Regions from separate parts of the Homo sapiens genome. Here region 1 is linked to region 2. A link is a loop called in an ENCODE intact Hi-C map of the cell type or tissue named here. Cell type or tissue: IMR-90. All regions are shown on one strand. Each heading gives the region's core, and the rest is flanking DNA. Links, peaks and the distances in the headings are about the cores only.

The links. Hi-C counts contacts between places; a loop is a spot of excess contacts. Peaks named below come from ENCODE experiments on the same cell type or tissue, not always from the same donor. Only the 100,000 strongest peaks of a DNase experiment are listed, where the experiment ranks them.
Region 1: it touches region 2 in a loop (2.1-fold over the local background); 2 of 110 quality-filtered maps call a loop at or near these places.

The regions. Positions count from the first base shown.
Region 1 is chr1:84,213,549-84,216,472 of GRCh38, reverse strand. PRKACB (protein kinase cAMP-activated catalytic subunit beta) reads right to left here. Exons shown (of 10, transcript NM_182948.4): 9 at 2,156-2,320. Among named protein-coding and RNA genes, the nearest start is that of PRKACB, 71 kb to the right of the region's middle. In IMR-90, for the core only: no CTCF peak of the experiment used is centred there; no DNase peak of the experiment used is centred there.
Region 2 is chr1:84,285,004-84,287,927 of GRCh38, reverse strand. No RefSeq gene overlaps it. Among named protein-coding and RNA genes, the nearest start is that of SAMD13, 15 kb to the left of the region's middle. RefSeq lists a silencer at 195-395. In IMR-90, for the core only: no CTCF peak of the experiment used is centred there; a DNase peak (open chromatin) is centred at 1,647.

The sequences.
Region 1 (2,924 bases), core at 181-2,680, 72 kb after region 2:
TTCTGGATCCCTCTTGTGAGATAGGCTGTATTGCATTCACATTGTTTTGGTCTGGCTATATGTTCTTTTTGCTGCATTTTAAAATTCTTTAATTGTTTTGTTTTTGTAATCTTTATTTATTTATTTATTTCTTTGAGACGGGGTCTTGTTCTGTCACCCAGGCTGGAGTGCAGTGGCATAATCACAGCTCACCGTAGCCCCAATCTCCCAGGCTCAAGTGATCTTCCTGCCTCAGTCTCCCAAGTAGCTCGGATTACAGGGATGAGCCATCATACCCAGATAATTTTTGTATTTTTTGTAGAGACGGGGTTTTGCCATGTTTGCCAGGCTGGTCTCAAACTCTTGAGTGAGACTCAAGCAATCCACCCACCTTGGCCTCCCAAAGTGTTAGGATTTCAGGTGTGAGCCAGGGCACCCAGCTTGTTACTGTAATCATTTGTAAAATATATAAATTAGAAAAACTGTGCTTTTAATACTTAATTAGAGCATTAAATTTTTTTTTCCTTAAGGAAACTCAATCATGTAGTTGCACAGCATTATTAAAGATGACATGTCTCTAAAACATTAGAAGTTTTGGTTTTATGAAAAAAAAGAAGAAAAAAATTAAATATATTCAAAATGAAAACACTTTATTCATGCAAATCATCTTTAAGCATGTAAGAAGCAAAATGAGAGATAAAGGTAATTCAGTGCAGCAAAATCTTTTCTTAAATGTCTCAAATTATTACAAAAGTGAAATGATAACTGCTATCAATTAATATAGTACTGTTACCACAACTGTCATACTGGCAACTTGTGTAGCAAAAAACAAAACAAAACAAAATACTAGTTTCTTTTAAATATGCTACAGTTTAGCTGGGGTTTCTTCTCTATTTTATTATGGTGGTATAATAATGCCAGCGATTAACTTGATCTATACTTATATTCAAGTCTTCAAGTTGCCTGAATTTCTAACTCTAAGAATCCCTTTAGCGAGCAAAGAGTCAAACAAAAGACCAAACAAAACAAATCTCAAAAACTCAGGTGCAAAGTTATTCTGAATTTCCACATTTCTCACAGTATAGTACTTTTACATTTATTTATACGACCATCTGACTAATCTCCCTGTCCCCTGGAAGTATAAGCTTCATATGGGCAGGAATAAAGGTTGGTTTTGCTCATCATTGTATTCTCAGCACCTTGCAGAATACCTAACATACAAGCAGGGACCTGATAACTATTTGGAAAAAATCTTACGTGAATAAATAATTGTTAAAAGGAAAAAAGTAGTAACTTCAGATAATTTGCTTTGACCTTCCAAAAATGCATGAATTAAAACCCCTAATTTGTATGAATTATGTTCAAATTAGCTTTCAAATGGATAAAGGAAAGCTGTATCTCTAAAGAGAGACCAATATGCCACAAGAAGGTGAAAATGAAGACTAACAAGGAATGAAACTAGCAATTTAATGTTATTATATATCTGGCACATGCCAATTCTGGATGGGCAACTACATTTATTTATATATCTTCCTAATGTGGCTTCACATCAGTTTTGAAAACCCTTAGGACATTGTCTAATATATAATTTCCACAGTTTTGTGAAGCGTAACAAGCATAGATAGGAAAAATTTAACAAAGGAAACATTTCAGGTTGATGGTCAAAATAGCATATATGCTTTCTTTTTAAGCTAGGTAAGGCCAGGTGTGATGACTCATGCCTGTAATCCCAGCTCTTTGGGAGGCCGAGGTGGGCAGATCACTTGAGGTCAGGAGTTCAAGACCAGCCTAGCCAACATAGTGAAACCCTGTCTCTACTAAAAATACAAAAAAATCATCCAGATGTGATGGCATGCACCCATAGTCCCAGCTACTCGAGAGGCTGAAGCAGGAGAATCACTTGAACTGAGGTGGCGGAGGTTGCAGTGAGCAGAGATTGTGCCACTGCACTCCAGCGTGGACTACAGAGTGAGACTCCACCTCAAAAAAAAAAAAAAAAAATTCTAGGGGGAAACTCATTTTTAAGTTATGGGCTGTAAAGTACTTTAGATCCTGCACAAGATTAATTCAAAAGGTAAAAAAATTAAAACTATGTGTTAAGTTGAAAATATCTCCACCACATATAATTTAAACACCAACTTTAAAAAAGCTTTTAAATTAAAAAAGAAAGTCTCACCTTCCTCTGGTAAATAGCAATCCAATCTGTCGTGGCAAACCACTTGTGAGTTTTTATATCACTGACACCATTCTTTAGATTTCCAAATCTCTTGGTCAAATCCACCTGCAGCAGGTTCCGTAGAAGGTCCTTGAGATCTGAACTGAAGTGGGATGGGAATCGGACCTACACAAACACACCATTTGGTAAAACACACATTCTAAGACTCATGATATTTCTGTTTTGATTTCATAAAGTTTTTTTTTCAAGGCAACAAGCCATTATATAAACAAAAATATGGAGCGATGACCTTCACATACTTTTAACTACATGTTACAGTCCCCACAGTAGCCATAAAGAAGAGAATTACTTGGGTGAATGAACTAAACCTGTTCTCTTAGGGCCTTGCTTTGGTTATGATGTCTTTAAGAACATGGAGCAGTCTCCAGAAAAATGTGCACACCTACAGAACTTTTGCAAAATATCAGAAAGTTCACCTATCTTTAAGAGCAATCTCTTTGGATCATACATTACAAACCTGTGTCTCAAAGATACATAAATTTAACTTTGTAATATAAATAGAAGAACCAGCATATGAAGGAAATCAGTATGTACATTTTGAAAAGAGATCTATCAAAAAGGAAGTCTAAAAATGGTTGTAAAAACCCACACTGCCTTTCACAGTATAGGAAAACATTTTTCATTTATCAGAAGTTGGCTTTTAAAAATAATTCTCCTATTATGCAACAGTATAAAAATGATTTAGATTGGTTTAAAAGCATTTTTCTAC
Region 2 (2,924 bases), core at 104-2,603:
AACCAGCAAGTTTTTATTATGGATTTCAAAAGGGGAGCGGGGTACAAATAGAGTATGGGTCACAGAGATCACATGCTTCAAGGGCAATAAAATATCACAAGGCAAATGGGGGCAGAGTGAGATCACAGGACCAGGGAGAAATTAGAATTGCTGATGAAGTTTCATGTCCCACTGGGCACGCATTGTCATTGATAACATCTTATCAGGAGACAAGTTTTGAGAGCAGACAACTGGTCTGACTAAAATTTACTAGGCAGGAATTTCCTAATCCTAATAAGCCTGAGGGCACTGCAGGAGACCGGGGCTTATTTCATCCCTTATCTACAACTGTATAAGACAGACACTCCCAGAGTGGCCATTTTAGAGACCTCCCCCTAGGAATGCATTCTCTTTCTCAGAGCTGTTCCTTGCTGAGAGAAAGAATTCAGACATATTTCTCCTATTCACTTTTGTAAGAAGAGAAATATGACTCTGTTCTGTCTGGCCCAGCAGGCAGTCAGGCCCAGTGGTTATCTCCCTTGTTCCCTGAAAATCGCAGCCATGCTGGTCCTTTTGGATGCCCAGATTTCATATTGTTCAAACACACATGCTCTACAAACAATTTGTGCAGATAACGCAATCATCACAGGATCCTGAGGCGACATACATCCTCAGTTTACGAAGATGACAGCATTAAGAGATTAAAATAAAGACAGGCCTAGGAAATTATAAGAGTATTGACTGGGGAAGTGATAAATGTCCAAGAAATCTTCACAATTTATGTTCAGCGATTGCAGTAAAGACAGGCATAAGAAATTATAAAAGTATTAATTTGGAGAATGAATAAATGTCCATGAAATCTTCACAGTTTATGTTCTTCTGCCATGGCTTCAGCTGGTCCCTTCATTCAGGGTCCCTGACTTCCTGCAACAGATATGGAATGTTTTTTCTTCCTATGTTTGTTAGCCATTGCTCCATTTTCTTCTAACATTTAACATTGCTTAGAATATGCCTGATTCCTTTGTTTATGAAGATGACCTTTTTCCTTCTGCCTAGATGACTATAGGATTCTATTTCTTTTAGTCCTTAAAGTTCTAGAAAGAAAGCTTTTATTAAATTTGATTGGAATATGGTGAGCCTTTTCAAAATTCAATTTGAAAACTTACTTTAGTTCATAACATTCTTCTATTGTGTAATTTTTCATTTCCATTTGCTCATTCACATCTTCAAAGATAAAAGTCACTCATGTTTTAGTTCTCCATTGTCCATGGTCTACAACTTTCATCTTCTTTCTGATCACCTTCATTCCATGTCATTTTCCACCAAATTCCATGTGATTATTTTCTTCAATAGCTTCCTCTTCATGTCCAATTTTCTGCCGTTTAAATTCTCTTCCTTGGTACTTTTAATGTGATTTTCAGTTATTTAATTTCTTCTCATTTGATTCCTCTGCTTTTCTAGATTTCTCTTATTTTTACTGTTGCATGGGTTCTGTGATTTTTTTTTTCTAGATTAAAAAAAAAAACTACCTAAACTCTTTGAAGGAAGTCGATGAGATCTAGTTGATTTGCTTAAGAATAAAGGGAGTGATTTTCCTGCTTTTCCCTCTGTTTACCTGAGTAGTGTTTGAATCATCCACTTATAATGTAAGCTGGAGCACTAATGTTGATGGCTTATAATGTTTGGTTAGTCACTCAGTGATGGATGAGCTGGGTCAGGAGGAAAATTTGCTATGAATGAGGAAGAGACTCAGGAAGAGATTCATACTTTTTTTTTTTCCTACTTATTACCCACTTTTTTCCACAAAGCATTGGGAGGGAATTGTAATAATATAAAAAGCAATTTAAAAAACTAACATCAGAAAGAAAATACCAACACAAGAGGAGAAGAAAAAAATGAAGATATGTAGCTGTAGCATCCTACAAAGTTATTAAAATTAACTTACAGTGAGATGTTTAAGCTTCCTGACAACCAAATCAAGAAGAAACGTGTAATTAGATATATGATTCTCATTGACTCTAAAAGAAAACCTAACAGTTATTCAGGGGGAAAAATTTAACACTTACTTCTAAAAAAAAATCAAATTAGGCATGATTCTTAGTGAATTTTATTTAGTGAATTCAATAGTTCCATTCATTAAGTCATTTCTTCTTGCTCTGCTTGGTAAAAGGTGAAAACATGGCATCAAAACACAGCCCAGAGAAAGTCAATTCCTGTATTTCTAAGACAGTAGGATCCAGGCTTATTTGGAAGATAAAATATCTCTGGAAGAACAGATAGTGTTAATGGATTGAATCATTTTCCTCAAAAAGATATAACCCCCAGAACCTCAGAACGTGACCTTATTTGGAAATAGAGTCATAACATATGTAATTAGTTAAAATTAGTCCATATTGGAGTAGGGTGGACACTAATCCAGCAAGACTGGTGTCCTTGTAAAAAAGGAGAGATAAATAAAAGAATGCCATGTGAAGACAGAGAGACACAGAGGGAAGACAGAAGCAGGAATTGAAGTTGTGCTGCCACAAGGAAAGGAAGACCAGGGGCTACAAGAAGCTGGAAGAGGCAAGGAGAGATCTTCCTCGAGAAGCTTCAGAGGGAGTGCTGCCCTGCCAGCCCCTTTATTTCAGAATTCTGGCCTTCAGACTGGGAGAGAATAAATTTCTGTTGTTTTAAGCCACCCAGTTTGTGGTACTTTATTACAGCAGCCTTAGGAAACTAATACAGATAAACTGCATTTCAGTCAACAATGTTTTATAAATGTTAGCTCTCTCAATCAAGATTTGGTATGTGCTGGACAGTAGAAAGTTTGATAAGTGACTAAAGTAAGTTTTATGTGCTGATATTGAGGATAGATCCATATGCTTTAAATTTTAAACCTGCAAATATTGCTAAGGTTGACATCCTTGAGAACATTGGGACACCTGAGGTTCACACTTGGGCTG